2 separate regions of the Homo sapiens genome follow, and region 2 is linked to region 1. Evidence: read pairs that join two places in POLR2A ChIA-PET (ENCODE). Cell type or tissue: Panc1. All regions are shown on one strand. Links, peaks and the distances in the headings refer to the core of each region. The heading gives the core; the rest is flanking DNA.

Region 1 (16,460 bases), core at 5,452-7,951:
GGGATTCGGGGTTTAGGGATAGGTCTTCTGCAATCTAAACACTCCCTTTTTAAATTTGCAGATTTCTAAAATATATATATGATATATATTACATATATACATACATATGTATGTATATAAATATCTAATACATATATACATAGGTCTCTTTAGACATATCAAGTCGATACTTTTTTTTCAATTTTTTAAAACAAGTAAGTGTTTAAAATTAGGATTACTTCCTTTTATCTTCAAAGAGGAAAGGTTTTTACATTTTATAGTCATAATGCACTAAGAACAAACAAAACAAAACTCCGCTTTAAAAATCAAGTATGGGAAGGCTGCAACACTGAACTATAGAGTATGGAAAACATGAGGAAGTCTTGTTACTCAGAGAAATGGTTTGACAAACTTTGGCCAGAGAACAGTCCTCAGTATTTATGTAGGAAGGAGTTTTGAGAACAGAGAAATGTAGAACTTGTCTGCACAGTATCCAAACACCTATACAAAAACTTGGCCACTTCTCTGAATATTTTAATTGCGATTCTAAAAGTTTGCTGTGCATAGACCAATTCTTAAAATGGTAAGAAGGTTAGAAAAAAGGAAATCCCAAAGTAAGATACATACATACATACATACATACATGCATATATACAGTACACTACATATATAAATATATATGTACTCTTTGTCTTTGCATCCTTTATATATGTGTAATCTTTATACGGATATAAATACAGCCATGCACCACATAATGACGTTTCACTCAACAATGAACTGCATATATGGTGGTGGTCCCAGAAGATTATAATGGAGTTGAAAAATTCCTATTGCCTACTGACATTTTGATCATCCACACCCTATGTGTGCCTAGGCAAATGTGTGTGCTATGTCTTAGTTGTTAGCCAAAAAGTTTGAAAATTAAAAAAAATTAAAATTTTCAAAATAGAGAAAAGCTTATAAAGATATAAAGAAAAATATTTCTGTACAGCTACATAATGTGTTTGTGTTTTAAGTGAAGTTTTATTACAAAGAGTAAAAAAGTTAAAAAAATTTAAAGGTTATAAAGTAAAAAAGTTACAGTAAGCTAAGGTTAATTTATTATTGAAGAAAGAAAAATATTTTTTATAAATTTAGTGTAGCCCAAGTGTACTGTGTTTACAAAGTCTGCATAGTGTACAGTAATGTTCTAGGCTGTCACATTCACTCACCACTCACTCACTGACTCACCCAGAGCAACCACAACTTCCAGTCTGGCAATTTCCATCCATGGTAAGTGCCCTATACAGGTGTACCATTTTAAAATCTTTTATGCTGTATTTTTACTGTACCTTTTCTATGTTTAGATATGTTTTGATACACAAATACTTACTATTGTGTTACAATTGCCTACAGTTTCAGTACAGTAACATGCTGTACAGGTTTGTAGCTTAGGAGCAATGGGATGCACCATTTAGCCTAGATGTGCAGTAGGCTGTACTATCTAGGTTTGTGTAAATACACTCTTTGATGCTAACACAACAATGAAATTGCCTAAAGATGCATTTCTCAGAATGTACCCCTATTGTTAAGCAATGTATGATTGAATATATATCTTTATAAAATATATAATATATACACATATATACATACATACATATATATATATATATACTCACATACATATTTTGGGTGACAGAAATATGTATGTATATACATACATATATACATACATATTTTATATATACATACATATATAAAAAATATATATACACACACACACACACACACAGATACAAAGAGAGAGAGAGACAGAGAGAAAGAGACAGACCAATAAGCCTTTATTTTCTATGAGGACAGGTATTTGTATTACCTGAGGACAAGAGAAGTTTGTATTAATCCAGTAAAGATATTTGGATAGCCGAAAATACAATTAGCTGTAAATCAGGGTTCTGGTTTCTAACCCATTTCCTGCTTCTAATAATTAGCTACAAGATCTTGGGCAAGTCTCTGGAACTTGCTAGGTTTCCATTTCTCCATCTCAAATGGAGATCACTGTGATAATTTGTGATTTTATAAAACGTAAAGAAGAGTTTGTCCCTGTCTTCCTCAAAACTGAACTAATTACCAATTTTCTATCACACAGCCACTTAAAAGTGAAGAACTGTCTTTTCCAGTGTGGTTTTTATATTTGGCAGCAAAACCAAACATCTAGTGGAGGCAGAATATGGAATCAAAAGGCACACGTAGCCTTTGTTAAAGCAGCAATTCATCTCTTCAGAAAGTTGTGATCCCTTCCTGGAGCCTGGTATGGCCGTGGATGGTAGCTCACAGGATTAAGTTTCAGAAAATAGGCTTGGTTTTTCTACCATGAAGGGAATAAATTCAGTTCCTATAAGTGTAGCAATTAATGGGCACCCATGGCCATCCCACTATGAGGGGAAAGGGGCCATTTTGTAAAAAAACAATCCAGGGCTGGAACTCAGTTTGAAAATGGTGTTAAGTTGTGCGTTTAAAATGAGTGATAAAACTCCCGTGTGTTGAAAGAAGGCCATGAAACACTGCAACTCCTCCTTGCTTTGCAAAAGAGTAACATCCACGCCATTCACCTAGGAGTCTCCAATGATATACCCTCCTCCCATTACACTTAAGTGGCAAAAAGACCCCTGATTACTGCATGGTAACAGTGATCAACATGGTCACGCAGAAAAGCACTTTTTTTTTCCTTTCCTGGAATGAACAGCGTGCTGCTTCTGGAACTGGAGGCTGCATTTCTGTCACCCAAACCTCTCTCAGAGCTGTGTGTGTTGTGAGACAGCTGAATGTCTCACTGAATGTTTCCTGTGACAATGAGGGTGCTTCAGAGCTTCCCACTGCTGCCACAACCTTTCCTTTGTGATCTTCATGGTTAATGAGACTGTAAACCAGCATCCAAATCAGCATTTGCTGATTGAAAGCAGGTTTAAAGGGCGAAAGAAAATGGTAGTGGTTTAATGATTAAACAACTTTTTACTGCTAAACATTTAAGTTGTTTTAATGTCTAAATCAATACACTTGCAGGATGCAAACTGCAATTAGGTGGAAACAGAACTTCACACTCTTGCAGTTAGAGAAAAACTTGCTACTATCACTTTAAGTGTCAAACTTGTGAACTGGCCTTGAAAGCCTCTCCTCTGCCTCCCTCTCCCCACCTCCGAGGCATTAATTCTATAGAGACGAAGTTAAACACTTAATTTGCAAAACTACTGAGAAGTAAATTTCTTGTTCCAAGGTAACTGGAGTAATTGCCAAATGCAGATAAATCCTCCCCCTGAGTAGGAAGCCCCACACTGTTTTGAAAACAATTCCTAGACTTTGCCCCTGTTGAAGCTGATTGAATGCTCAACCACAAGACTCCACTGTTGTTATCTCTCGCTTACTGCTTTTAGGGGCGGAGTTAACACTTTTCAAAAATCCGAGCTTCCCTAATAAATACAGGGATTTAGTGAAGATTTTGATTGTCTGGGGTTGGCATTCCTGAGGACAGAATAATTTATTTTGCTCTAAGCAGGTGTGTTATGAGAACAGAGGCTATGTTGATAAGAGATCCCTGGGAGCTGGTAATATATTATCTTCTGTAATTTCTTCCAAAAATAGACTTAATGGAAAGAGGATGCATAATATACCCCCTCTCAAAGGAAGCGTTCCCCAATACAACAGAAGCAGTCATTCTAAAAACAGCTTTATGGCTCTGCAGTCAATAGCTCTATTTTCTCCCCTTTCACAACTTCCTTCCTTCTGCTATGTAAGAACTTATGTGAGGGCACACACACATTCACGTGTCAGTGCACACAACTGAAAATGCCCGAGATCCGCATTCTCTCAAAGATCTGCAAGATCATCGAAAACTTAATGATCGCTTGACATGACTTAACCTGATTAATTGATAGTGCTTTTCATTTTATTTCATTTTTTACTCCAACTCTGATCATGTACAACCATGAATTAACCTTGCATTTAATTCAGTTCAGGGAGCAATTTCCAAATGCCTACTATGTTTGAAGTGCCGTATTAGACACAAAGATATACAGGAAACGATGTTCACAAAATATAGGCTGTAAGCAGAACACTTCCCCAAAGAAAAAGATGGCACCAAGAGCAGAATCGGAACTCTGGTGTCCAAATTGCTCCTAATTAAACGCCTAAGCTGCAAGTCAGGTTACTTGGTCAGGCTAAGTTCTTGGAACTAAAAATTGCCTAAGATGTTTTCCTTAGCTACTTCACAAACTAGAAGTTCCTCCTGCTCAGGACCACCCAAATGCTTATTAGAAATTGTCCAAAAGTCAATTTTTTTCAAATTTGGGACACGTTTGAGCGAACAAAAGATATGAAGAATAGTTAGAGTCACACCTGGTGGCAAAAACTTATAACCTAAAATGTAGCATCTTTACTTTAGAAATTGTAGAAAAGATACTTTTGAGCTACTCAAAATTAATTGAGTTTTTTTATTTATAAAAATATTTTAACAATTCAGAAAGGAATTTCACATTTGAGGAATACCAGGGTTTAATAAAAGACAGTAGATGGAAACTTTTAAGGAGGGTCTGCTTGGAAGCTTCTGGGCATTTTCAAGGGCTGGAAATTTCTTTATTCTGTTAAATTTTACCTCAGAACATATGGTTTCTCTCTTCTCTGATAGTTTTATTGCCAGCCCCACTCTAGAAATATGACAGAACGGCAGAAGAGGGATGGAAGAAAATAGGAAGACCTGTTCTGAAAGGCTGGGAGAGAGTTGGAAGGCCTCAGGAAGTTGCCAAAGACTTCACAATTACTTTTTTTGTTTTTTTGGAGACGGAGTCTTGCTCTACTGCCAGGCTGGAGTGCAGTGGCAGGATCTCGGCTCACTGCAACCGGTGCCTCCTGGGTTCAAGTGATTCTCCTGTCTCAGCCTCCTGAGTAGGTGGGACTACAGGCACGCCCCACAACGCCCAGCTAATTTTTGCGTTTTTAGTAGAGATGGGTTTTCACCATGTTGGCCAGGATGGTCTCGATCTCTTGACCTCAAGCCATCCACCTGCCTCAGTCTCCCAAAGTGCTGGGATTACAGGCGTGAGCCACTGTGCCTGGCCAACTTCATAATTACTGATATTTAGAGTGACTTCAGGGATGTGTGTGTCTGTGTGTGTGTGTGTGTAGGGAGGTCTTGCGGTAGGCTGAGGCAACACAGAGGCAGAGGACAATTGGTGATTTGTAACCCCACAGCATTTACAAAATTTGAGTCCCTCTTCCATATTCATTTTACAGCCCAGAAATTAATAACATATTTGAGAAGTTGGGACTATCTTCAGATACAGCAAAAAGAACAATGGGATTAGAAGTCAGATGAAGAAATATTAAAATAATTTTATATTCTAAGTTGGTTCATTTTAACTGGGCTTCAATAACATGAAGAAGAGTAGGAAGTGGGTAAAGCTTCCACTGCCCTGAATAAGCCAAGACAAGATGGACCTTCCCTACCCTAAGAGGAATTTAAGTCACTATTAAATAGTATCCTTCCCAAGGTGGGCTGGGGGTGGGTCAGAGAATGACTTTCCTGGTTTTTTTGTTTGTTCTTTTGTTTTGTTTTGTTTTTTTGAGATGGGGTTTTGCTCTTGTTGCCCAGGCTGGAGTGCAATGGCGTGCTCTTGGCTCACTGCAACCTCCGCCCCGCCAGGTGCAAGCGATTCTCTTACCTCAGCCCCCGAGTAGCTGGGATTACAGGCATGTGCCACCACACCCAGCTAATTTTGTATTTTTTAGTAGAGACGGGGTTTCTCCATGTCGGTCAGGCTGGTCTCGAGCTCCCGACCCCAGGTGATCCACTCGCCTCTGCCTCCCAAAGTGCTGGGATTACAGGCATGAGCTGCCGCACCCGGCGAGAATGACTTTCTTACGGGTGATAAAGTCTGGCATCTCCAATCAGAGCCCTAGAGCTCCCATTTGAAGCCAGAAAATGGCTCTTATGTTGCTGTCCTACCATACTCTTCTAGGTTCCCACAGGGTACAGGAGCCTACAGGAGCTTCCATTATTCACTAAGTTGTTTGATCTTCAGCCTCAAAATATATTTTGTTGGACTGGTCCAGTGCTGTAGCTGGCAAGGGGAGCTCACTACTGTACCAGCTTAGTCCCTGAAAGCCCAGGAACTGACAATAGTCTGAATGTAACACAGGGAAGCCCCTAGTGGGTGGTGAGTGTTCCTTCATCAAAGAAACATTCCACTTCCTCATTCTCTCCCCTAACCCCCAGTCTTCAGAACATCATTTTATATAAATCATAAAAATGGAGCTGCTCTCCTTTGGGAGTGGGAAAGGACCCAGAACCATGTTCTTTTATTTCTTGAGGGGTCTTCTTTAAGAATAGCCATAGGGATTTTTTTTTCTTCTTTTTTTTACTTGATTGGGCCCAAGTTTACCAACTAAATTAGCAGGAGGACCACGCTGCCCTTCTTTGGGGCACAACAATTGGTGGGGATGAGCAGCTTCCCCTCGTTTCCAATTGAAGAAACTAGGGAAATGGTCAGGCAATGAAGTTTCCCAAGGTTGGTGTATTAGTCCATTTTCATGCTGCTGATAAAGACATACCCAAGACTGGGAAGAAAAATGTTTAGTTGGACTTACAGTTCCACATGGCTGGGGAGGCCTCAGAATCATGGTGGTAGGCGAAAGACACTTCTTACATGGTGGTGGCAAGAGAAAATGAGGAAGAGGCAAAAGCGGAAACTCCTGAAAAACCTATCAGATCTCATAAGACTTATTCACTATCATGAGAATAGCACAGGAAAGACCGGCCCCCATGATTCAATTATCTCCCCTGGGTCCTTCTCACAACACATGGAAATTCTAGGAGCTACAATTTGAGTTGACATTGGGTGGGGACACAGCCAAACCATATCATACTGCCCCTGGCCCCTCCAAATCTCATATCTACACATTTCAAAACCAATCATGCCTTCCCAACAGTCCCCCAAAGTCTTAGCTCATTTCAGCATTAACCCAAAAATTCACAGTCCAAAGTCTAATCTGAGACAAGGCAAGTCCCTTCTGTGTATGAGCCTGTAAAATTAAAAGCAAGCTAGTTACTTCCTAGATACAATGGGGGTACAGGTATTGGGTAAATACAGCCATTCCAAATGGGAGAAATTGGCCAAAATAAAGGGGTTACAGGGCCCATGGAAGTCCGAAATCCTGTGGGGCAGTCACATTTTAAAGCTCCAAAGCGATCTCCTTTGACTCCAGGTCTCACATCCAGGTCATACTGATGTAAGAGGTTGGTTCCTACGGTCTTAGGCAGCTCCGCCCCTGTGGCTTTGCTGGGTACAGCCTCCCTCCCAGCTGCTTTCATGGGCTGGTGTTGAGTGTCTGTGGCTTTTCCAGACACATAGTGAAAGCTGTCAGTAGATCTACCATTCTGGGGCCTGGGGGATGGTGACCCTCTTCTCACAGCTCCACTAGGCAGTGTCCCAGTTGGGACTCTGTGTGGGGGCTCCAACCCCACATTTCCCTTCCCCATGGCCCTACCAGAGGTTCTTCACGAGAGCCATTCCCCTGCAGCAAACTTCTGCCTGGGCATCCAGGTGTTTTCATACATCTTCTGAAATCTAGGTGGAGGTTGGCAAACCTCAATTCTTGACTTCCGTGCACCCACAGATTCAACACCACTTGGAAGCTGCCAAGGCTTGGGTTTTCCACTCGCCAAAGCCACAGCCCAAGCTGTACGTTGGTTCCTTGCAGCCACAGCTGGAGCTGCTGGGACACAGGGCACCAAGTCCGTAGGCTGCACACAGCATGGGGACCCTGGGCCTGGCCCACAAAACCACTTTTTCTCCTGGATCTCCAGGCCTGTGATGGGAGGGGCTGCCGTGAAGGTCTCTGACATGGTCTGGAGACATTTCCCCCATGGTCTTGGGGATTAACATTAGGCTCCTTGCTACTTATGCAAATTTCTGCAGCTGGCTTGAATTTCTCCTCAGAAAATGAGATTTTTTTCTTTTCTATCACATAGTCAGGCTGCAAATCTTCCAAACTTTTATGCTCTGCTTCCCTTATAAAACTTAATGCCTGCCGGGCGCAGTGGCTCACGCCTGTAATCCCAGCACTTTGGGAGGCCAAGGCGGGCGGGTCATGAGGTCAGGAGATCGAGACCATCGTGGCTAACATGGTGAAACCCCGTCTCTACTAAAAATAAAAAAATTAGCCAGGCATGGTGACGGGCACCTGTAGTCCCAGGCTGAGGCAGGAGAATGGCGTGAACCCGGGAGGCGGAGCTTGCAGTGAGCCGAGATCCTGCCACTGCACTCCAGCCTGGGTGACAGAGCAAGACTCCGTCTCAAAAAACAAAAACAAAAACAAAAACTGAATGCCTTTAACAGTACCCAAGTCACCTCTTGAATGCTTTGCTGCTTAGAAATTTCTTCTGCAAGATACTCTAAATCATCTCTCTCAAGTTCAAAGTTCCACAAATCTCTAGGGCAGTGGCAAAATGCCACCAGTCTCTTTGCTAAAAATATAACAAAAGTCACCTTTGTGCCAGTTCCCAACAAGGTCCTCATCTCCATCTGAGAACACCTCAACCTGGATTTTATTGTCCATATCACTATCAGCACTTTGGGCAAAGCTATTCAACAAGTCTCTAGGAAGTTCCAAACATTCCCACATTTTCCTGTCTTCTTGTGAGCCCTTCAAACTGTTCCAATCTCTGCTTGTTGCCCAGTTCCAAAGTCGCTTCCACATTTTCAGGTAGCTTTTCAGCAATGCCCCACTCTCCTGGTACCAATTTACTGTATTAGTTAGTCTGTTTTCACGCTGCTGATAAAGACATACCTGAGACTGGGAAGAAAAAGAGGTTTAATTGGACTTACAGTTCCACATGGCTTGGGAGGCCCCAGAATCATAGCGGGAGGCGAACGGCACTTCTTACATGGCAGTGGCAAGAGAAAATGAGGAAGAAGCAAAAGTGGAAACCCCTGATAAACCCATCAGATCTTGTGAGACTTATTCACTATCACGAGAATAGCATGGGAAAGACTGGCCCCCATGATTCAGTTACCTCCTGCTGAGTCCCTCCCCTAACACATGGGAATTCTGGGAGATACAATTCGAGTTGACATTTGGGTGGGGACACAGGCAAACCATATCAGTTGGTAATAGGAGAATTGCACCTAAAATACGCATTCTAAACAAATCTACATGTTCCTTGTCTTTTTCTCTTTTTTTATTCTAGATTTTCTATTATATTTTAGTAGGCCCTTGATGTTTTTGAGGACTTGGCAAGCCCCCAGATTCACAGTCTCTAAACTTAAGAATCCAGGAAATAGTTCACTCAGGTTTGGAGATCTCTCCTGAAACTGTATTACTATCTAGAGGCAAGCGTTTCCTGTGCACATCCTCAGACTGCAAGTTAACTCCTTTTCCAGCTTCTACCCCGGACTCATCTCTCACTTCACGGCTATTTTCACAAAGAACTCCCCCACCACTAAAAAATGGTTTTGTTTCTTTAAAAGAGTTACTATGTAAACTCAAATTAGGAAACAAACAAGTCATATTGGGACTACCAGCTATGTATTGGCTCACTTCATCCACAACTAAATGATTTTCTCCCAAACATCAGCTTCCCGGAGCCAGAATTCAACTTTGTGCACAAGAAAAGTGACAAATTACTAAATGTCATGGACTTCAGAGTCCATCTTTCGTCATTAAAAACTGGTTGCCTGAGGCCCAAGGTGTTCTTTGTAAGAAGCTTTGAATCCTTTGTGGATTGAGGAAAAGCAGGATAATATTAAATAAGCCACAAATAAACAGCAAATCTGAACACCATCTGGTGAAAAGATTTGTTATATTATGTGATTCATATAGCTATTCTGCCACCTATTTGATTCCACTGCATGTCCTTCAGTGGTATTGATGGATTCACAGACATTGTAATTCTTATCAATTTAATGGCAAGTAATAGAACATGCTATATCTTCTCACGTGGTTCTCTTTATCTGTCTTCCAGAGTGAGAAAATGGCAGATTTACATAAATGTTTAAGAATTATTGGATTAGCCTTTGAAATAACATTACATGAATTTAACATTTTTCTTAAATTCTTATTTCATTGGCAAAAATCTGCCCTGGCATCACCTGCACTTACTACTAAAGCATCTCTGCATTCACCCACTGTTATGAAAATCAGGCAAGAGCAGAATAGGAAAGTGGGTCCAATGGGACTACTACCATTTTTTTTTTAAAGTAGATATTTTGCTTAATTTACTTTTGCTTTCTTTTGAGCCAAGAGCTCATGGACTACTGCTGTATTTTCATTAGTGATACGGTTTTATGTATCATTTAACAAGTACACCAAAATGCCAAATGTATATGTTAGGGTGAGTAATAAAGACTGGTTTTTCAGGGCGCCAGTCCATATTTTTTATAGTGCTTTCTGTCTTCCATTTTCAGGACTTAGCAAGTCTATGCTGCGCAATGTTCCCAAAGGGATATGGCTGTAAAATGTGTGAGGTCTGATAAATGTTCTTATCTGATGTTTGCCCATCTTCTGTGGGAAAATTCTATTAGATGAAACAAGACTGTCTAGACCTCCCTTTTCTTTTTCATCCTGCTGAGAGATTTATCAGAACCGTACCCCTTCCCTCCTACAGAAACATTTTTTTACATCTCAAGGTGCTTTGAAAATTGTAGTCAGCCCACTGGTATCTCCAGCTCTACAACATCATTCACCTCACTCCTAAAAATAGGAAATACTGCCAGGAAATGGATGCAAACAATTCTTACGTATTTAATAAAATAAGTAACATTGTTACCTTTTCCAGCTATTTCTCTGTTGCCCTTATGGGAGCATCTGTGGTAGAGCATTAAAAAGTTACATACAGATGTCATCCATAAGACTATTTTCAGACTCTCCAGCCTCCTGAAATTTGTCAACACCATTCATCTTGATCTTTACCAAAATCTGAGTTTTGTTTCTTTTCTTAAAAGTTTGAGAAAAGTGCATTCAGGTGTTTTTAAAGCATAAGAAGGTGAAAATTACATTTTTGATGTTTTCAAGGCCATTTTTCTTATTTATGTCATCACTGCATACAAAGTGTCTGAAAATAAAAAAGTTGAAATTTTCCAAGCATTCAACATAAAAAAACTTACAGATTAACTGTAGAACTATTTCCCAGTTTCAAAATTAATTAAACGCCACCACCAAGTTTTCTCACCAGCCCTGCTTACATTTCCTATGTGCACATCTCCCCTTTCTAACCAAGCTCCACTTCTCTTTATAAGTCCTTCCATCACAAAATTAAAGGAACATGTGATTTCCCTCCAGAACGACACTGCCTTTAATTCTTCTGCAAATGCTGACAGGTACTCTTACGAAAATGAAACCAAAAAGAGGTGAAGGAAGAGACAGAGAAGCATATTTCAAATCATTTTGACCCATTTCTTCATTTTGCTAAGATTAGGAAGGACATTTTGTGGAGCTAACTCAAAAGGCCATTTCACAAGCACTTCACAAGGGCATTTCACAAGAGGGTCTTTGAGAGAGAGGGCTTTGAGTAAATTACTTAGAAAATCCAAGTTTAAAAGCCTACTCTGAGTGAAGAATGGATGTTTTAGTTTGACTTATCAAAACTGGATGTTTTCACTGACTACATTTCTAGATAATTCTTCACTTTTATAAATTACTGAAAACCTGCTTTCTTTCTCTCCACCTGTTATCAAGAATAAAGTAAATGCTTGTAGAATTGTATTAGGTACTAAAGAGATACACAATAGTAGTTCTTGTCTTTACTAAGAAACTTAAAGTTTCATCACAGACACAAGATGAATGTCAAAGAAACAACTAGAGATACGAGCAAAGTAAGGGCCAAACCCACAGATCTAGGGCTCCACAACTGCACACTCCAGGAAACTCCAGCCTTTTTCAGTTCTTACTGCTCTTTCCTTCCCCCTTCTGTCTCTTCCTTGTCCTTCTTTTTCTCAATTCCTTTTCTCCCTTCTGCCTGTTTTATGTGTTTGGCCTGTCAGTGATGCTCACAGGCACTGTTGAGTACTCTGCTTTATGAAAACGCCCATGTTTCTATATCTGCTTACTTGCTTGATTCAGTCATTCCCTCATTCCCTCCCTCATTCGTTAAACCAACACTGTCTTATAAAGCTCTGTGCTAGAGAGCATGGAGGAAACAATCCAGACCAGATCCAGATTAGGCCCTGGTTTCACCTCTCTGCAGTCCTAGCTTTTGTCATTTGCTTTTATGGAAGCTGTCAAACACCATGGCTTCTTACTTAACTTCTTAGCGGCAATCCCGTTCCAGGGATCTGTGCTGCCTTCTCAACATTCTCACGGCCTCAGTGGCAGGGACCTTAGGCCCTGGGACTCCTCAGATATTTCTGTCTGCTTTTTCTTCCTTCTTTTAACTTCTCCCCCTCCCTCCATGCATTACCACTTAGTGCCCCTGGGGTTCAGCCAGGGGCTCCTAGCCCATCTTTTCCTTCTCTACTTATTCCCTTAGTGCAGCCATAAGGATTCAATTACCACCTATACTCAGATGAGCCCCAGATTTCCATCTTCAGCCCTGACACCTCTTCCTCTTTTCAGTCCCTTATTTCTCAGTGTCTACAAAATATATAGGCTAGACATTTCATTGCCATCTAAAACAAACGTGTCAAAACCAGATTTTATTCTCTCTCCACCCAAAGGTGCCTCTGCGGGCTACCTCACATAAGCGGCCCAAGTGCCGCTGCCCCAGCTGCCAAAGTCTACCTTCACCAGCTTCCTCTTTCTATTTATTGTCCGCTTTTCCCTGCATCCTTCCCTCAATTCTTCTACTAAGCCCTAGTAACTCTTTCTCTCTATTATTTTCCCAGACCCAAGCCTTCAAGGCTATTTCCATAGCCAAAGAACTCTTCTGGATATTAACTATCTCAAAGTCAAAAAACATATATTCATACACTCAAAAAAGTAGTAAACAGGAAAAGCTTCTTGGGGCATCCTGCACATCCTAAGACTGATCAGGAATAGTTCCTGTCACGTGTTTTCTAGTGATTTATAAAGCATTAAAAAATGCTTCAAGCTGGAGTTATATGCGTATTGTTTAAGCTTTTCTATTTACTTAATAGTTGTTTTTATATTATGTTCCCAGAGAGGTACTGGCCTAGCAGACACATTAGAAATAAATGCAGAAAAATGCAGACAAGATAAATGTAACAATGGAATTTCAAGCATATCCATCAAAAGACCTATCTGCAGTCCAGTACATCATGCTGTCAGGAAATTTTGCCTCTGGCTTATCTTCAAGTTTTCCACTTCTTAATCTTCATCCCTTTTTACACACTTTTTTATATTAAAGTATTCTTCTACCTCCTTGAGATGAATGTAAGAATACCTATCAGTTACTGAACATGGAACCAGCTGCCTCAGACTTGCAGCTTCATTGATCACCAGAACCAATTTGGTTGAGCCCTGGAAAATGTAATGGTCCACTGCACTCCCTTACTGTTCTGTGGGGGACTTGTTCAAAGTTGTGGGCCTAGTATAAAAGGATCTTCTTTTCTGGCAAGGATGACAGCACGGTACTCCTCTTAGAACGACTGGACTCTCACCTCCTAGGAAGGTTATTAGTGTGTAGATTATTTAAGACTGATGGTCACCCATTCCCCCTTTCCCTCCAGTACCCTGGGTTAGGTCATTTGGATGCTCAGTTAAGTCATCTCTAGAGGCGTGGTAGAGAAGAGGGGGAAGCAACGTTAATATGAATTAACTATCTTGATTTTGCCAATTTGCTATTACTAAGAATCTGTTAATAGAATGTGGACATTTTAAGCAAAATCTATTTGGGTTAATACCCAAATGTCCAAAATTTAAACCCAAAGAGTAACTCCACAAAACAAAAAAATGTAAGTCAAGGTAGGTATTCAAAGGTGCATCCAAAGAAATAGCTGGAACTGGCAGAAGTCATGGCAGCCCATCTGAAGCTGGGAATGAAATGTTACTGACAAACTGCACAGAGGATAAAAGACACAGGAAAATACCAATGGAATGAGAAAGGAAAGTCATGTGATATTACATGGCACTGAAGAGACAGAGACAGTGAATACTTTTTAAGCATCTGTTTTATGAAATCAAACCACACCATAGCCACACTGTGATTTCTGCAAAAAGGTGGATCCCTGTACGAGAGTAACTGGAGTTCAGCCCACCCTCTACTCTCTAAGCTGTCCCCGCAGGCATGGCTCTGCATGTGCCTAGAGTGAGTACTTTTTTCAAATTCGTACAAGGGTGCCATATGGGGTAGCAGTGAAACTACATCTTGGGATGCAGACTTCAGTTGGAAACATAAGAAAGAATAAGCCAGTGTTTTGAAATGATCTAAAAGACACCTGATAGGTTTCTATATCGGAGAAAGCCACACATAAGGCTCATAGATGTAATGGACAATTCCTCAAGGTGAAAATAACATGAAGAGCTATCCTGGACTCCTCCAATGACAATTCAGTGACTCCTTTTGGTACTGTTTCCCAGAGATGTTTTCTTCTTGGAGCTGGTTCTTGGTAGTAGATTGTCCTGTGGATATGACATCAGGATGGGGCATATGGCATGAATACCTCAGAAGAGATCTAGTGATGGAACACTAATAGACATTTTTTAGACCAGGCACGATGGCTCACGCCTGTATTCCCAGCACTTTGAGAGGCCAAGGTGGGTGGCTCACCTGAGGTCAGGAGTTCGAGACCAGCCTGGCCAACATGGTGAAACCCTGTCTCTACTAAAAATACAAAAATTAGCTGGGTGTGGTGGTGGGTGCCTGTAATCCCAACTACTCAGGAGCCTGAGGCAGGAGAATTGCTTGAACCTGGGAGGTGGAGGTTGCAATGAGCCGAGATTGTACCACTGCACTCCAGCCTGAGCAACAAAAACAAGACTCCGTCTCAAAAACAACAACAATAACAACAACAAACAACCAAAACATTTTTTTTTAATTATACTTTAAGTTTTAGGGTACATGTGCACATTGTGCAGGTTAGTTACATATGTATACATGTGCCGTGCTGGTGCGCTGCACCCACTAACTCGTCATCTAGCATTAGGTATCTCTCCCAATGCTATCCCTCCCCCCTCCCCCCACCCCACAACAGTCCCCAGAGTGTGATATTCCCCTTCCTGTGTCCATGTGATCTCATTGTTCAATTCCCACCTATGAGTGAGAATATGCGGTGTTTGGTTTTTTGTTCTTGCGATAGTTTACTGAGAATGATGATTTCCAATTTCATCCTTGTCCCTACAAAGGACGTGAACTCATCATTTTTTATGGCTGCATAGTATTCCATGGTGTATATGTGCCACATTTTCTTAATCCAGTCTAACATTGTTGGACATTTGGGTTGGTTCCAAGTCTTTGCTATTGTGAATAATGCCGCAATAAACATACGTGTGCATGTGTCTTTATAGCAGCATGATTCATAGTCATTTGGGTATATAGCCAGTAATGGGATGGCTGGGTCAAATGGTATTTCTAGTTCTAGATCCCTGAGGAATCGCCACACTGACTTCCACAATGGTTGAACTAGTTTATAGTCCCACCAACAGTGTAAAAGTGTTCCTGTTTCTCCACATCCTCTCCAAAACATTTTTTAAAAAGCATGTTGCAGGGGGATGAATAAAGACAATTATTTCAAATTCTCAACATTGTGTTCAACCCTAGGCTCCATAAGTGCCAGGAAATAGTGAACTGATGTAGAGGAGAGTATAACGAAAGGGAAGAGCAAGGGTAACCAACACTTCTTAGAGCACTGGTGACACATCAGGAACACTACACACATCAGCTGTGATGGGGACCCTGAGAGACAGGTCCCATGAACCCCACCTGACAGATGAGGGAACTTACGTTCAGAGAAGTCATGAGCTCTGAGTGGGGTCAAACAGCTAGTGAGTAACACGGCCCAGATTCAAACCTAGGTCTAACTACACAGTCCATATTCTTTCAATTACACCCTGCTGCTTATTAAAAGGCTGAATAATACACCTTATGAGAAAAGGATAAAGGAAGTTCTATAACTCATGCTTGATAAAAATGACTGAAAAGTGATATAATGTTTTTGAAGTACTGTCTAGGAAGGACTAACCTAAAGGATGGTAACCAGCTGTTTTGAAATGGGCTCTGAAGAAATAAGATTAGAAAATGGGCTTCAACTGCAACAAGAAGGCAAGTTTCCTTACCAGAAGGATTGCACTTATTGGACTCAGTGGCTGAGGAAGACTGGGGGATCTTCTTCCTGTGCAGAAGTCAAGATGACTGACCCCGGAGAAAAGCGGAGAAGTGAAGTTTGTTTAAAATGGGGAAGACCACTGAAGGAGTTGACCAGAGAAAAGGAAGGAGAGGCAAACTGCCGCAGAATGGTACAAAATGGCAGAAGGAAAAAATAGCACAAAATGGTGGAAGGAATGGAGGAACAGAAGAACTGTTGTGTGGAGAACTACACAGAAAACAAGAGACTCATGAT
Region 2 (16,460 bases), core at 5,438-7,937, 110 kb after region 1:
ATTTTGGTGGTATACATGCTGCTATGGTTTGGCTCTGTCTCCACCCAAAACTCATCTTGAATTGTAGTTCCCATAATCCCTACGTATGGTGGGAGGGACACGGTGGGAGGTCATTGAGTCATGGGGGTGGTTCTCCCATGCTATTCTCATGATAGTGAGTAAGTGTTCACAAGATCTGATGGTTTTATAATGGGCTCCCCTCTTTACTCAGCTCTCATACTTCTCCTTCCTACTGCATTGTGAAGAAGGTGTCTTGCTTCCTTTTTGCCTACTGCCATGATTGTAAGTTTCCTGAGGCCTCCCCAGCCATGCAGAACAGTGAATCAATTAAACCTCTTTCCTTTCTAAATTACCCAATCTCGGGTATTTCTTCATAGCAGTGTGAGAATAGATTAATACACATGCTTATATGTAAATTTTATGTATATTCCCAGAAGACAGGTAGCATTTCAAGCACCTCTTTTTTTTTTTTTTTTTTTTTGCACTAGTCTTGTCTAGGTAGTGTTCTGTTCATGATAGACTTCTGGTAGTTATTAATTTATTACAACAACGAAGGTATCTATAATAAATTTACTATTTTAAAGAACATGCCATACAGGATGAGAAAAGCGTTAGATATACTAAAATACCTTTGGCATTCTTTTAACGAAAGAAAGATGCATCTGTGACAAGGAGATTTAAGTTCTCATATTGCACTTTATCAATGACATATTGACACCTTAATACATTCACAAATTAAAAAGAATTATTTAAGGATTTACTCAGATTATAACTGATTAATCATGAATATATTTCATGTGTAATTAAATGCAGATTTATTATAATCAGGTATTTTGGAATTGAATCTATATAAGGTCACAGAAAAAAATTATAACTAATATTGATCGAACAGAATGCATAGCACTCGTGTGTGTGTATGTAAATAGAAGTTTAGTAAAGTACAATGTAAACACATAGGCTAGGTGAAGTGGCTCATGCCTGTAATCCTAGCACTCTGGGAGGCCGAGGTGGGAGGATCACTTGAAGCCAGGAGTTCGAGACCAGCCTGGGCAACATAGTGGGACCCTGTTTCTTCAAAAAATAAAAAAATTAGCCAGGCATGGTGATGTGCACCTATAGTCTCAGCTACTCGAGAGGCTAAGGTGAGAGGATCACTTGAGCCCAAGAGGTCGCAACTACAGTGAGCAATGATGGTACCACTGTACTTCAGCCTGGGTGACAGAGTGAGACCCTGTCTCAAAACACACACACACACACACACACACACAACAAAACAAAGCAAAATAAACACATAATCTGGCCTTCAGAGCTTTGCATTCTACTTTGGCTGAAAAACATTTCATGTGTTTTAATATAAGGTCATTCGCACTGCTCAAACCCACAATTTAGAAATTATGTCTTTAATAATTTATTATTTAATCATAATTGTGGGCCGGGCGCAGTGGCTCACGCCTGTAATCCCAGCACTTTGGGAGGCCGAGGCGGGTGGATCCCGAGGTCAGGAGATCGAGACCATCCTGTCTAACACGGTGAAACCCTGTCTCTACTAAAAATACAAAAACGTGGTGGGCACCTGTAGTCCCAGCTAGTTCGGAGGCTGAGGCAGGAGAACGGTGTGAACCCGGGAGGTGGAGTTTGCAGTAAGCCGAGATCGCGCCACTGCACTCTAGCCTGGGTGACAGAGCAAGACTCCATCTCAAAAAGAAAATAATAATAATAATAATAATAATTGTGTCTTTAATGCTTAATAGTTAATGAAATGTAGGAGAGATTATCTCTAAGAGTTTCCCTACAGTATCATCAAGAACAAATATATGCTGCTAAATTAGTTTTGGGGTTTTAAATTCTTTCAGATAGGCTTCCTAGTCCTGTAGTCAGAGGATCACCAAACAAAATAAATTTGTCCACTCATTCATTCAAGAAACATATGTTGAGTTGAGTTGATTTTGCAGAAATCTCACCTGTTATTCTCTCAGGACTCAGAAATGTAATTCATCTAAAACTAGAGAGAATCTCTATTAACACAATTAGGTCTTCATTTAAAATCTATTTACTTATCACATTAAGTCTTCCAGTACTCTCCTCTGTCCAATCCATCATTCATTCAGCCCTATTTATTGAGCACTTAATACATGCTGGGATTCACAGAACATTCCTTTCAACAAAAGTCATGGAACCAGAACAGAAGTGGAGGAGTTTCATGTCTGCCTTTCATCTATTGACATTGTATTATCAGCCCCAAGCAATCTCGGTCTCCATATATTATCAAGCAGCTTTGGGTAGCAGGAAGAACATGGGCTTTGAAATCAGATTTAGGGACAGGAGGTGTAGTAGGCAGAATGGCATCCAAGATCTTCTGCCTCGAGGTGTACATGAGTACATAATCACTGGCTGGGCTTCACTCCTGTGACTAGGTTGTATTACCTGACATACTGGCCTTAAAACAGGGAAATTATCCAGAGGAGTCATACCAAATGTGTGTTTAAAGCAGAGAGTTTCCTCTGGCTCAAGAAGGATTTGACTCATACCATAGCTTTTTGAAGATGGAGGACATGGGTGGCAAGGAATGTGAGTGGTTTCTAGGAGCTGATGGCAGCCCAGACCAACATCTAACAAAGAAATAAGGACCTCTGTTCTCCAATCACAAGGAACTGAATTCTACCAACAACAAGAACAAGCTTGAAAGTGGAGTCTTCCCCAGAGCCTTCAGACAATAGCACAGGCAGGCCGACACCTTGATTTCAGCCTTATGATCCCTGAGTAGGAACCCCAGCTACCCCATACCTGGCTTCTGACTCACAAAACTGTGAGCTATTAAATGGGTATTTTAACCATATTTTAAGTCATTAAGTTTGTGGTAATTTGTTATGCAGCCATTGAAAACTAATACAGGAGGGAATCTAGTTAAATAAACTTCCTCTCCTTTCACCATCCGTGAAATGTCACCAAGCTCCAAAGCACAATGACTTTATCTAGAATTTATCTGGAAATGCCCCACGTGGTCGCATCACTCCTACCAAGCCACCTGCCCTGTCTCTTTGCGGTAATTGGGTAGTAGTGACCAGCATCATCTTGAATTGCTTTCCATCCTTCCCTGCCTTTTTTTTCGTTTTTCCTTACTTTCACTGCCTTGAGTGTGTACTTCTCAAATAAAGCATAAGGATTAATCCTTACCCAAGACTCTTGTTTGCTCAGGAACCAGACTAAGGCACCCAGAAATTCAAACTCAGTGTCTGTGAAACTGAATTGATCATCTGTGGTGGTTTAAGAACATGTTTGTAAATTCTTCAACATTCTTCCCACAAAGGGTGAAATCTAATTTCCACTCTTCTTAAACGTGGGTCAATTTTACTAACATGCTTGTAATAAATAAAAGGCAGTAGAAATCATGCTGCATCATTTTGGAGACTAGATACCACAAGGCTACAAACACAGATAATACAATTGCTGCCTTGATCTCAATCTCTCCCCGTGCCTCCTCCTGCCACCTTGGAATTCCTGAATGTGAGAAGCTTAGCTGCCTTGAAGCCACCATGCTGGAGAGACCTTGGGCAGAGGCCACACAGAGATAGAAATGCCAAGGAGCCCTTGCTGTGACAGGTCTCAAACATTTATCTTCCCATCAGCTGCCTGATAAGTGAGTGCATGAACATTCAGATAATTCCAGGCCCCCACCCCCAACTGCCTTTAAGCCACCCCAAGCAGATGTGAAGCAGAACAAAGAGGAGAGACCCCTGCTGAGCTCTGACCCAAGTGCAGATTTAGGAGTAAAACACATGTTGTGTTAGTTCTTCATTCACTAGGTTTTTGGGTGAATTGTTACATAGCCATAGAAACTGGCCCATAATTTTTTCCCCAAAACGATTTTCTTTTCTTACCAATCATTCTTATCCAGGAATCGCACTTAGCTAGGAATCAATCTAGATCCTTCTCTTTCCACATCAAATGATCACCAAGTCCCTCTAATTCTGCCTTCTAAATATTTCTTGACTCTACTTCCCACCCCACTGTCACTGCCTTAGTTAGGGCTCCCTCCCCTTCTCTTTTGGATTACTTCACTATCTTTCTCCATGGTCTCCTAGCTTTCAGTCTTACACTGTAAAAATCCATTCTTCACTGCTTTTAGAAGGATTTCTTTCTTTTTCTGATCAGTTATTGTTATTGTTCTTTTTCTCTTATCACAACTGTAATAGAAAATGCATTGTTGAAAATGCATGCGACAGAAAAGTAAAGACAAAAATTCCCCAATTATCACACCACTGAGAGAAAACTCTAAAACTATTTTAATCCTTCCGGACTTTAAGTGAACAAATACAGGTTCATACTGCACATTAGAATTTATGACTTATTTTTGTTGTTGTTGTTTGTTTTGTTTTGTTTTGTTTTGAGACGGGGTTTCGCTCTTGTTGCCCAGGCTGGAGTGCAATGGTGCGATCTCGGCTCAGTGCAACCTCCGCCTCCTGGTTCAAGCCATTCTCTGTCATGAACAGTCAAATGTAATTCTTAATTGATAAAATATTCAATCCATGCATGATTGGCAAAAGTTATAATGTGACTGGCTTTTTAGAAAAATCAATGAATTTTATTTTTACAGCACTTTTAGGTTCACAGCAAAATAGAGTGGCAAGTACAGAGAGTTCCCATATATTCTGTGTCTCCACATACATACAACCTCCCGACCTATGTATATATACATTGACACCATTTGTTACAATCCATGAACCTACACTGAAATATCATTATTGCCCAAGGTCCATAGTTTACAGTAGGGTTCACTCTTGTGGATGTACATCCCGTGAGTTTTGACAAATGTAGAATGACACGTATCCACCATTGTAGTCACATACAGAATAATAGTTTCACTGCCCTAAAAATCCCTATGCATTGCTCGTCATCTCCCCTCCCACCTAATCTCTGTCAGCCACTGATATTTTTACTGTTTCAATAGTTTTTGCCTTTCTAGATTTCATAAAGTTGGAATCACACCATATGTATCCTTTTCAGATATGCTTCTTTCAGTTAGTAATATGCATTTAAGTTTTCTCCATGCCTTGTCATGGCTTGAGAGCTAATTTCTTTTTAGCACCAAATAACATTTTATTGTTTGGATGTACTACAGTTTATCCACTCACAAAGTGAAGGATATCTTGGTTGCTTGCAAATTTTGACAATTATGAATAAATCTGCTATAAACATCCATGTGCCAGTTTTTTGTGTGTGTGTGTGTGAACATAAGTTTTCAATTCTTTTGGGTAAAGAACATGAAGCACAATTGCTGGATTGGTAAGAGTATGTTTAGCTCTGTAAAAAACTGCCAAACTGTCTTCCAAAGCAGCTATACCATTACCATTTTGCATTCCCACAAGCAAAGAATGAGAGTCCCTGTTGCTCCATCCACATCCTTGCCAGCTTTTGGTGTTACGAGTTTTGAATTTTGGCCATTCTAATAGGTGTGTAGCGGTATCTGACTGTGGTTTCAATTTGCAATTCCCTAATGACACATGATGTTGAACATCTTTTCATATGCTTATTTGCCATCTGTATATCTCCTTTTGTGGTCAGGTCTTTTGCCTATTTTTTAGAATAGGTTTTTTTTTTATTTTCTTATTTTTGAGTTTGAAGAGTTCTTTGTATATTTTCAATAAGAGTTCTTTATCAGAAGTGACTTTTGCAAATATTTTCTCCCAGTTTGTGACTTGTTTTCTCATTTTCTCGACATTGTCTTTTGCAGCACAAAAGTTTTTAATTTTTGTAAAGCCCGGATTATTCATTATTTCTTTCATGGATCATGCCTGTGGCATTGTGTCTAAAAAATCATTGCCATACTCAAAGTCATCTAGGTTTTCTCCTATGCTATCTTCTAGGAGTTTTATAATTTTGCATTTTACATTTATTAATAAATCAGAGATTTATTTTAGTTAATTTTTGTGAAAAATATAGGGTCTGTATCTAGATTTATTGTGTGTGTGTGTGTGTGTGTGTGTGTGTGTGTGTGTGTTTAATTTCAATAGTTTTTGGGGAACAGGTGGTGTTTGGTTGCATGGAAAAGTTCTTTAGTGGTGATTTCTGAGATTTTGTTGCACCCGTCACCTGAGCAGCGTACACTGCACCCAATGTATTGTCTTTTATCCTTTAACCCTTCCCTCCTCCCCGCCTATCCCCAAAGTACATGATATTATTGCTATGCCTTTGCATCCTCATAGCTTAGCTCCCACTTGTAAGCGAGAACATATAATGGTTTTCCATTCCTGAGTTACTTCGCTTAGAATAATGGTCTCCAACTGCATCCAGGTTGTGGCTTATGCCACTATTTCATTCTTTTTCATGGCTGAGTAGTATTCTATGGTGTGTGTCTGTGCATATATATATATGTCACATTTTCTTTATCCACTCGTTGGTTGATGGGCATTTAGACTGGTTCCATACTTTTGCAATTGCTAATTGTGCTGCTATAAACGTGTGTGCACATGTTTTTTTGCATATAATGACTTCTTTTCCTCTGGATAGATACATAGTAGTGGGATTGCTGGATCAGATGGTAGTTCTACTTTTAGTTCTTTAAGGAATCACCATACTGTTTTCCATAGTGGTTGTACTAATTTACATTCCCACCAGCAGTAAAAGTGCTCCCTTTTCAGAGCAGTCCCACTGGATTCTTTTTTTTGGCGGGGGGAGGGATTTGGACATCCAGTTTTTCCTGCACCATTTGTTGGAAAGATTATCTTTGCTTCATTGTACTGCCTTTGCTTCTTTGTCAAAGATCAGTTGGCTATATTTATGTAGGTCTATTTCTTCACTCTATTCTGTTCCATTGTCTGTCTTTTTTTTTTTTTTGAGACGGAGTCTCGCTCTGTCACCCAGGCTGGAGTGCAGTGGCGCGAACTCGGCTCACTGCAAGCTCCGCCTCCTGGGTTCACGCCCTTTTCCTGCCTCAGCCCCTGGAGTAGCTGGGACTACAGGCGCCGGCCACCACGCCCGGCTAACTTTTTTTGTGTTTTTTAGTAGAGACGGGGTTTCACCGTGTTAGCCAGTATGGTCTCGATCTCCTGACCTCATGATCCGCCCGCCTCAGCCTCCCAAAGTGCTGGGATTACAGGCGTGAGCCACGGCGCCCGGCCTATCTGTCTATTCTTTAACCAATATCACACTGCTCTGATTACTGTAGATTTATATAAAATAGGATTATATCAAACTAAAATGCTTCTGCAGAGCAAAGGAAACAATCAAGAGTGAAAAGACAACCTACAGAATGGGCGAAAATATCTGCAAACTCTCCATCTGAAGGGATTAATAACCGGAATATATAAGGAATTCAAACAATGCAACAGCAATAAAACAAATTATCCAATTTTAAAATGGGCAAATGATCTGAATATACATTTCTCAAAAGAAGATATACAAATGGCCAACAGATGTATGAAAAAATACTCCACTAATCGTCAGGGAAACGCAAGTCAAAACCACAATGAGATATCATCTCACACCACTTAAAATGCCTGTTATCAAAAAGACAAAAAATAACAGATGCTTATGAGGATGAAGAGAAAGGGTAACTCTTGCACATGGTTGGTGGGAAAGTAAATTAGTACAGCCATTATGGAAAACAGTATAGAAGTTCCTCAGAAAACAAAGCAATTCTATCTGTTTTTGCCTCATGTATTTTGATGCTCTGTTGTTAGGCACAAATACATTAAGAATTGTTATGCATTCTAGGAGAATTGACCTATTTGTTGTTATATAATGCTCCCTTTTAAAAGATAACTTTCCTTGCTCTGAAGTCTGCTGTGTCTGAAATTAATATAGTTACTTCCTCTTTCTTGTGATTAGTGTTAGTGTGGTGTATCTTTCTCCATCCCTTTACTTTTAATCTATGTTTTTTTATATGTAAAGTGGGTTTCTTGTAGATAACATATACTTGGGTCTGTCTTATTTTTTGATCCACTTTGAACTTTTAATCAGTGCATTTAGACTATTGCTGTTCAAAGTGATTACTGATGATATAGTTGGATTAGTATCTATGATATTTGTTACTGCTTTTTATTTGTTGCCCTTCTTTGTTCCTATTTGGTCTTCCACTCTTTTTCTGCCTTTCATGGTTTTTTTTTTTTTTTTTTTTTTTTTTTTTTTTTGAGACGGAGTCTCGCTCTGTCGCCCAGGCCGGACTGCGGACTGCAGTGGCGCAATCTCGGCTCACTGCAAGCTCCGCTTCCCGGGTTCACGCCATTCTCCTGCCTCAGCCTCCCGAGTAGCTGGGACTACAGGCGCCCGCCACCGCGCCCGGCTAATTTTTTGTATTTTTAGTAGAGACGGGGTTTCACCTTGTTAGCCAGGATGGTCTCGATCTCCTGACCTCATGATCCACCCGCCTCGGCCTCCCGCCTTTCATGGTTTAATTGAGTATTCTGTATGAATCTATTTTGTCTCTTTTCATAGCACATAAATTGTACTTTTTTTTTTTTTTTTTTTGGAGACGGAGTCTCGCTCTGTCACCCGGGCTAGAGTGCAGTGGCGTGATCTTGGCTCACTGCAAGCTCTGCCCCCCCCCGGGTTCACGCCATTCTCCTGCCTCAGCCTCCCGAGCAGCTGGGACTACAGGCGCCTGCCACCACGCCCAGCTAATATTTTTGTATTTTAGTAGAGACGGGGTTTCACAGTGTTAGCCAGGATGGTCTTGATCTCCTGACCTCGTGATCCACCCACCTCGGCCTCTCAAAGTGCTGGGATTACAGGTATGAGCCACTGCGCCTGGCCCATAAATTGTACTTTTTAAACTTTTTCTTACTTGCAATATACATTTACAATAAATTCAAGTCCACTTTCAAGTAACACTATACCACTTTATGGGTAGTGCAGGTACCTTACAATAACAAAACATCCCTAATTCCTTCCTCCCTTCCTTTTATTGTCTCCTACTGTTATTTGCTTTATTTACACATAAGAATATATAAGTATGTGTGTAAATATATATATGCAAATACACAGTTGCTTGCTATTTTGAAGAAACTGTTATCTGTTAGATCAACTAAAAATAAGAAAAATAAACGTTTTAATTTTACTTTCACTTATTCCTTCTCTGATGTGCTTCCTTTCTTTATGTAGATCTGAGATTCTGAGCTCTATCACTTTCTTTCTCCCTGAAGAGATCTTTAACATTTCTTGTAAGGCAGTTCTACTGGCAACAAATTCCCTCAGCTTTAGTCTGTCTATGAGTCTTTATTTCTCTTTCACTTTTGAAGAATAATTTTACAAGGTGCAGAATTCTAGGTTGACAGATTTTTTTTTTCTTTCAGTGCTCTAAATATTTAATTCCACTTTCTTCTTGCTTGCATGGTTTCTGAGAAGTCTGATGTAATTATATCTTTGCTCTTCTATGGGTAAAATGTTTGTTTCCTCTGTCTTCTTTCAAGACTTTTTCTTTATCTCTAATTTTCTGATGTTTGAATATATTATAGCCAGGTGTAGTTTTTGTTGTTTGTTTGTTTTGAGTTTGGGTGGGTTTTTTTGTGTTTGTCCTTGGTGTTCACTGAGCTTCCTGGATTTGTGGTTTGGTGTCTGACAATACCTTGGGGAAATTCCCAGTCACTATTGCTTCAAATATTACTTCTGTTTCTTTCTTTTTTTGCTATTCCTATTATGTGTTATGTTACACCTTTTATAGTTGTCCCACAATTCGTGGATATTCTGTTCTGGTTTTTTTGAATCTTTTTTCTATTTGCTTTTCTGTTTTGGAAGTTTCTAATGTTACATCCTTAAGTTCTGAGATTGTTTCCTCAGTCATGTCTAGTCTACTAATGAGCTCACCAAAAGCATTTTTTATTTCTGTTACAGTATTTTGATCTCTAGCATTTCCTTTTTTATTCTTTTTTTAGAATTTCCATCTTTCTGCTTACATTATAATCTGTTCTTGTATACGCTCTACTTTTTTCATTAGAGGCCTCTACTTACTTATCATAGTTTTTAAGAATTTTTCATTTGATAATTCCAACATTCCTCCCATTTCTGACTCTGGCTCTGATGCTTGTTCAGTCACTCAGACTGTGTTTTTTTGTCTTTTAGTGTGCATTGCCATTTTTGTTGAAAGGTGGACATGCTGTACTGGGTGCAAAGAACTGAGGTGACTAGACCTTCAGTAATGTAATCCTAAGGTGTGAAGGGGAGAGAGTCTTCTATAGTCCTATGATCAGGTTGCACTTTTTGGTGAGCCTGTGCCCCTGAACTGAGTGCTTCTCCCTTCTTTCCCCTGCCTGTTAGGTGGAGCAGGATGGCTATAGGAGGCTGGGGTTATTTTCCTTCCTTCAAGTAGGTTAGGCTCTAGTAAGACCCCGATAGATTGGATTCCAGTTAATAGTTTCTCCTGAGAGCAGGCCTTGTTAGGGACAAAATGCTGTTGCAAGTTTCAAAATGGGTTATTTTCCCCTTCCCTTGCCAGAAGCATGAGAAGATTTTTCTCAGATAATCACTGTGAAGACCTGGTAGAGATCCTTTACATAAAACTCACAGAAGTGTGGACAACCCCATGGCTGGAACCCCATGGAGTTTTTTAACTCTTAGGCTAGCATACTCTGAGCCTCCAGCAGTTCATCAATTATAGTTCATGTTTTCCCATCCTGGCACTGGTTCCCATTATCTCCCTATTCCCACTCTTGGAAATAATCCCTAGAACTTCCTAGAGCAGAGGTGAAAAACACTGGGTTAGGAAATAACTTTATACCTCTGATTCTAACTTATAATGGTAGATAACCCTCAGTTACAGATGAATATTGGCTTATACATTTTTTTTCTATGATACCCAATAAAAGTATTGGGAGAAAACCAGATTTATCACCTGAAAATATTAAAATAAAAATAAAATCACTTATCATATTTGTATCATAGATGAATGATTATTGTATATTTTAAGTGCAACAAATGTGTTGTCACCAAAAGGAAAATTTTAGTCTGTTCCATCATTTTCTATTTTTTGATAAAGTGTTCACTGTAACTGTTATCTCTTGTAGTACTAATAAGAAGCAGTAATAAGTGGTAAGTAGTAATAAGTAGTAATACAAATGAATGAGACAGTACCCATTTGGTGCCAAGCTTTTGGGAGAGAGAAGCAAAGTTTGGGAAGAAGCAAAAAGAAGAAAAACAAAAACAAAAACAAATCAGACCTGGATGTGAGTTCAGACTTCAAAGTGTTTACCAACTGGCCAGAGTTGCATGTACATAAGTCACTATAATTTAAACCAGAAAAATATAATTACTATCAAGTATGTGCTGAGTGAGTTCAAGGAAAAAGAGATTTCCCATGTTGTGGGGATTAAGGAAGGCTACTTGGGAGGAGTGGTGTTTTGAGAAGGCCTTGAAGGACAACTAGACACAGAGATGGGAGGACAGGGATTTCAAGCAAAGGGAGGATTATGAGAAAAGTTGCTGAAATACAAGCCCAAATGCATGTGCCAGGAGAGGTTTTACTGTATTAGTCAGATGCCAGCTGGAAATAATTCACTGCAGATGGTTCTTGTGAAGGCACTAGAATTCAAGGACCATGTATAGAGATTGGACAGGGTTATAAGAATAAAATAGAGATGTTAAGGCACCTAGATATTGGCAGCAATGGAGAGCCATTATCACTCTAGGGCTTAAGGGGTAAGGGGAAGAAATCATGTTGAAGACCCAGTGAGATTTGGAGCCCTGGAGGAGGAGCTACCTGGTAGTAGCTCAGGTCAGGAAGCAAGTGGCCATTGCCAGAAGGGAAGCACCAAAGCAGGGCAGTGGGAAGAAATATCCTGAAATTTTTCTCTTCCCACTCTTGCTTCCTTATGCCAGTGCATCCCATTGGCCAAACTTAACAAGCAGCTAACAAGCAAGGGGTTCTGGGTAACTTGGGCTACCAGCATCACCCTCTAGGTAGGGCACAGAGCAGGGCAGAGAAGGATGAAGAATAGATCTTGGGTGGCCAGTTAGTGGTAAATCAAAGAATAATCATGAGATGAAAGATTAGAAGTTTAGAGACAGCTTTGGAACATCTTAATTACCACACTAAGGAGTTTGTAAATTACTTGATAGTTGGTGCAAAGGTACTGACGCTTTATCAACAAGATAGTGACAAAACAAAAACTCCAGAAGTGAGTATGCCAGCTGAGTCAGAGTTCCATGTGTTATCAGTGTTCATGTGCCTTCTTCCATTCTATGTCCCAATTCTTTGCATCTGGTTTTCCTTGCTGTGATCACCTTATGGTTAAAGTATGGTCACTCCACCTCTAGTTTCATATCCATGACCTAGACAAAGCAATACGAAGAAAATGACAAGGACATTGAATTATCTTCAATGTCAGGGACAATGACGAGGAAACCAAATTTTTCCAGAAGTCTACAACAGAGTTTCACCACAGGGTCAACCCCAGCTGCAAGTAAGGGAGGCTGGGAAAAAGAACATTACCAGAAAAAAATCACCTGTTTTTCTTTTGTTTTGTTTTTGTTTTTGTTTTGAAAAAAAACATTATTGCATAGCAGCTAGCAGCATTTGATACAAAAGAGGAGTAGGCTTGATGGGAGAAAGACACTGTAATTCTTAATCATTTGGTCTTTTAATAATTCTAAATTTGGGTGTTGTTGCCTCAAATGGAGAAGTTGGGAAATGAGTTCTTAGGGGAATTAAGAGAGTTTCTGAGATTTGAGAGACATGGAATTTTGAATGACATCAATTTATAATAATAACATAATGGCTAAGCAGTGCTGGAAACTGAGAAAGAGGATGGAACTGGGGACAGGGAATTGAGTGGTAAAGTAGACTGGATTACTGTTTCCACTCTTCCTTACTTAATACAATTATACACTCTTGCCCTTTGCCACTGTGAGCCACTGTTTACTTACTGGCTTCATTGAAGTTGGGTTTGGCAACATGAACTTTTTGGACAAAGGTTTGACAGCAGAAATAACAAGTGCCAGTCCCAGGCCACAGAGTATTTCTGCTTGCTGCTTGAGGTTCTGAGATCCCCTGTGAGAAGAGCATGCCTGGTCCTAGGTTGAAGACACATGAAACAGATCAGAACTACTGCCAAGCCAAGCCCAGTAGAACCACAGTCAACTTGCAAACCCATAAGGAAGAAATATATGCTTATGGTTCAAGCCAGAGAATTTTGAGATTGTTTATAGGCAATACTATTGGAGCAGAAGCCTAATTCATACAAGTGGTCATTCTAAAGAACACAATAATATATACAGCAGCTCCCCACCAACTAGGATGACTATGATTAAAAAGGGAGATGAAATAAGTGCTGGTGAAGATATGGAGAAATTGGAACATTCATAAATTGCTGGTGGGAATGTAAAATGATGTCGCCACTTTGGAAAACAGTCTGGCAGTTCCTTAAAATGTTAAAAGTGGAATCACCATATGACCCAGCAATTCCACTCCTGGACATACCACCAAGAGAAATTAAAACATACATCCACGTAAAAGCTTATGCATGAATGCTTATAGTGGTACTATTCATAATAGCCAAAAAATGGAAATAGCACAAGTGTCCACCAACTGATGAATGAATAAACTCAATGTGATGTTTCCATACAATGGAATATTACCCAGCAATAAAAAAGGAAAGAAGTACTGACACATGCTACAACGTGAATGACATTACGCCAACTGATATAAGCTAGACCCAAAAGGCCACATGCTATATTATTCCATTTATATGAAATGTCCAAAGTAGGCAAATCTATTGATACAGAAAGTAAATTTGTGGCTTGGGGATAATAGGAGGAGGGATGAGGAGTGATTGTTAATAAGTGAAGGATTTCTTTTTGGAGTGATGAAAATGTTCTAAATTGATTTTGGTAATGGTTTCACAACTGTGAGTATACTAAAAACCAGTGAATTGTATACTGTAAATGGGTTAAGTGTATGATATATCTCAATAAAGCCATTTAAAATGAAGAACAAAGGATGAAGCCACAAACCTACCAACAAAACACATGCTGTGACCTGGGGGGCCGGCAATTAACCAGTCAAACCCTCTCACTTGATCTTGATTGTGACAGGTGCCATGTGTGGTTGCAAAAGCTTGCTGGGGTTATATGGGGTGCAGCCTTTGTCAGACAAACAGATTTTCTCTATGAGGTACCAACCTGCCTATATAGGGAAAAGGCATATATTCATGGCCTCATTAGCACCAGGCTTTAACTCAGTGGTTTCCAAACTCTTGGAAAAAAATATTTATTTAATAACATACACAAGTTCTACTTGAATGAATTCTCATCGTAGAACATTCAAAAATTGAGAAATAGTTGGAGTAAAATGTAAAAGTACCTCTTTACCAGCCTCCCAAGTCTACATATTATCCTCCCCAGAGGTAATGACTGGAAACAGTTCATGTATACCCTTCTAGTTCTTTATTCCAAGCACTTACATGTATATAATAGGCAGATATACAGCTTTCTTTTACATAAATGGGACCATACTCTTCACATTGTATTGAAAAATGCTCTTAAAAAACTTAACATGTCCAAAAGATCTTTCCATGAATTTTTATCAGCTGTATAGTATTTCATAGTATAGCTTGCGTTACTATGCCCCTATTAAAGAATATTAGATTGTTTCCAATTTATTGTCATTACAAAACAATGATAAAGGAGCTCTTGATACATACATCTCTGAGCATGTGTGCAAATATTTCTGCAGAATGGTTTCTAAAAGTTACATTTCTGAGTTGAAGAGAGCACACATCTCAAATTTAAAGTATTTATTATGTTTATCAGCAGAAACCTTTTCCAAACAAACTTTTACATGGAAGCGCAATGCATAGAAAGTTGAGAGGAAAGTCACTGAGCTGGGGCAGGGAAGCAGAGCTCTAAAGCTTCAACCCCTTAGCCTCTCTCTTAAACTCTGCCTCTCACTGTCCTAAGAGGCCTCTGCAGAGCCCTAGGGTTCCATGGAATACAGATTGAAAACATTGCTTTAACCAACTGAATTGACATGTTTTATTTCAGAATGTAAAGATGGATTTAAAACATGATTTACATAACAAATTAATTCCAAATGAAAGAGTTTTAACTACCTTAAGAGTAGCAGGCCAGGCATGGTGGCTCATGAAGCCCAGCACTTTGGGAGGCCAAGGTAGAAGGATAACTTGGGCCCAGCAGTTCAAGACCAGCCTAGGCAACATAGAGAGATTCTCTCTGTACCAAAAATTAATAAAAAAATGATTAGCTGGGCGTGATAGTGCAAACCTGTGGTTCCAGCTACTTGGGAGGCTGAGGTTGGAGGATTGCTTGAACCCAGGAGTTCAAGGCTGCAGTGAGTCGTGATCATGCCAGTGCACTCCGATCTGGGTGACAGAGCAAGACCCTGTCAAAAAAAAAAAAAAGACTAGCACATTCTTTTAGTTCAGCCAGTTTTAAAGCAGTAGTAGCTCCAGAGTATCTAGAGAGGAGGCATCAGGGGAGATAAGCTGATTGCTAGAAGGGGCTGGATTCATCCCGCTGCTGCATTCACACATCCAGCTCCTTGCCTAAGGTGGCTTTGGGGGGACTGAGAGTGATTGTTGAGGGTGGGATAAAGCATCCTCCTTCAAGCTACCACTTGGCTTGACCATATCATAAATGTTCCATAAATCAATACTAGATGTCAGGAAGACAGAATATTTCAGTGCTAGATTTATTTATTTATTATTATTTTTTAAATTTATTTTATTTTATTTTATTTTATTTACTTTTTGAGACAGAGTCTCACCCTGCCGCCCAGGCTAGAATGCAGTGGCCCGATCTTGGCTCATTGCAAGCTCCGCCTCCCGGGTCCACGCCATTCTCCTGCCTCAGCCTCCAGGGTAGCTGGGACTACAGGCGCCCGCCACCACACCTGGCAAATTTTTTGTATTTTTAGTAGAGACGGGGTTTCACCATGTTAACCAGGATGGTCTCGATCTCCTGACCTCGTGATCCGCCCACCTCGGCCTCCCAAAGTGCTGGCGTGAGCCACCGCGCCCAGCCAATTTTTTTAAATTTATTTTTTAAGATGGAGTCTTGCTCTGCAGCCCAGGCTGGAGTGCAGTGGCACGATCTTGGCTCACTGCAGCTGCTGCCTGCCGGGTTCTAGCGATTTTCCTGACTCAGCCTCCTTGGTAGCTGGGATTACAGGTGCCCACCACCATGTCTGGCTAATTTTTGTATTTTTAGTAGAGATGGGGTTTCACCGTGTTGGCCAGGCTGGTCTTGAACTCCTGACCTCAGGTGATCCACCCACCTCGACTTCCCAAAGTGCTGGGATTACAGGCATGAGCCACCGCGTCCGGACTCCGTGCTAGATTTTTATACATCTTTATTACCTATGGTTTTGTATTAAATCCAAGGCTTAGAAATTAGAACTTTTAGAATGCTTATATTACTATCAGCAAAAGGAGCACATCTGGCTAGCAATAAGTCTTTTGCAAACCAACACAAAACATAAGGTGATGTCACCTAATTCTAATGAAATCTTTAAA

Evidence for each region. ChIA-PET counts read pairs that join two places held together with the same protein. Peaks named below come from ENCODE experiments on the same cell type or tissue, not always from the same donor. Only the 100,000 strongest peaks of a DNase experiment are listed, where the experiment ranks them.
Region 2: POLR2A ChIA-PET joins it to region 1 with 7 read pairs; 5 of 35 experiments call an interaction of 5 or more read pairs at or near these places.

Annotation. Positions count from the first base shown.
Region 1 is chr12:65,913,122-65,929,581 of GRCh38, reverse strand. All of the region lies in intron 3 of HMGA2 (high mobility group AT-hook 2), which reads right to left. Among named protein-coding and RNA genes, the nearest start is that of HMGA2-AS2, 27 kb to the left of the region's middle. RefSeq lists an enhancer at 2,646-3,156. In Panc1, for the core only: a CTCF peak has its summit at 6,321; no DNase peak of the experiment used is centred there; H3K27ac peaks cover 1,570 bases.
Region 2 is chr12:65,805,211-65,821,670 of GRCh38, reverse strand. It overlaps the pseudogene RPSAP52. Among named protein-coding and RNA genes, the nearest start is that of HMGA2, 11 kb to the left of the region's middle. RefSeq lists a silencer at 3,548-3,842. In Panc1, for the core only: no CTCF peak of the experiment used is centred there; no DNase peak of the experiment used is centred there.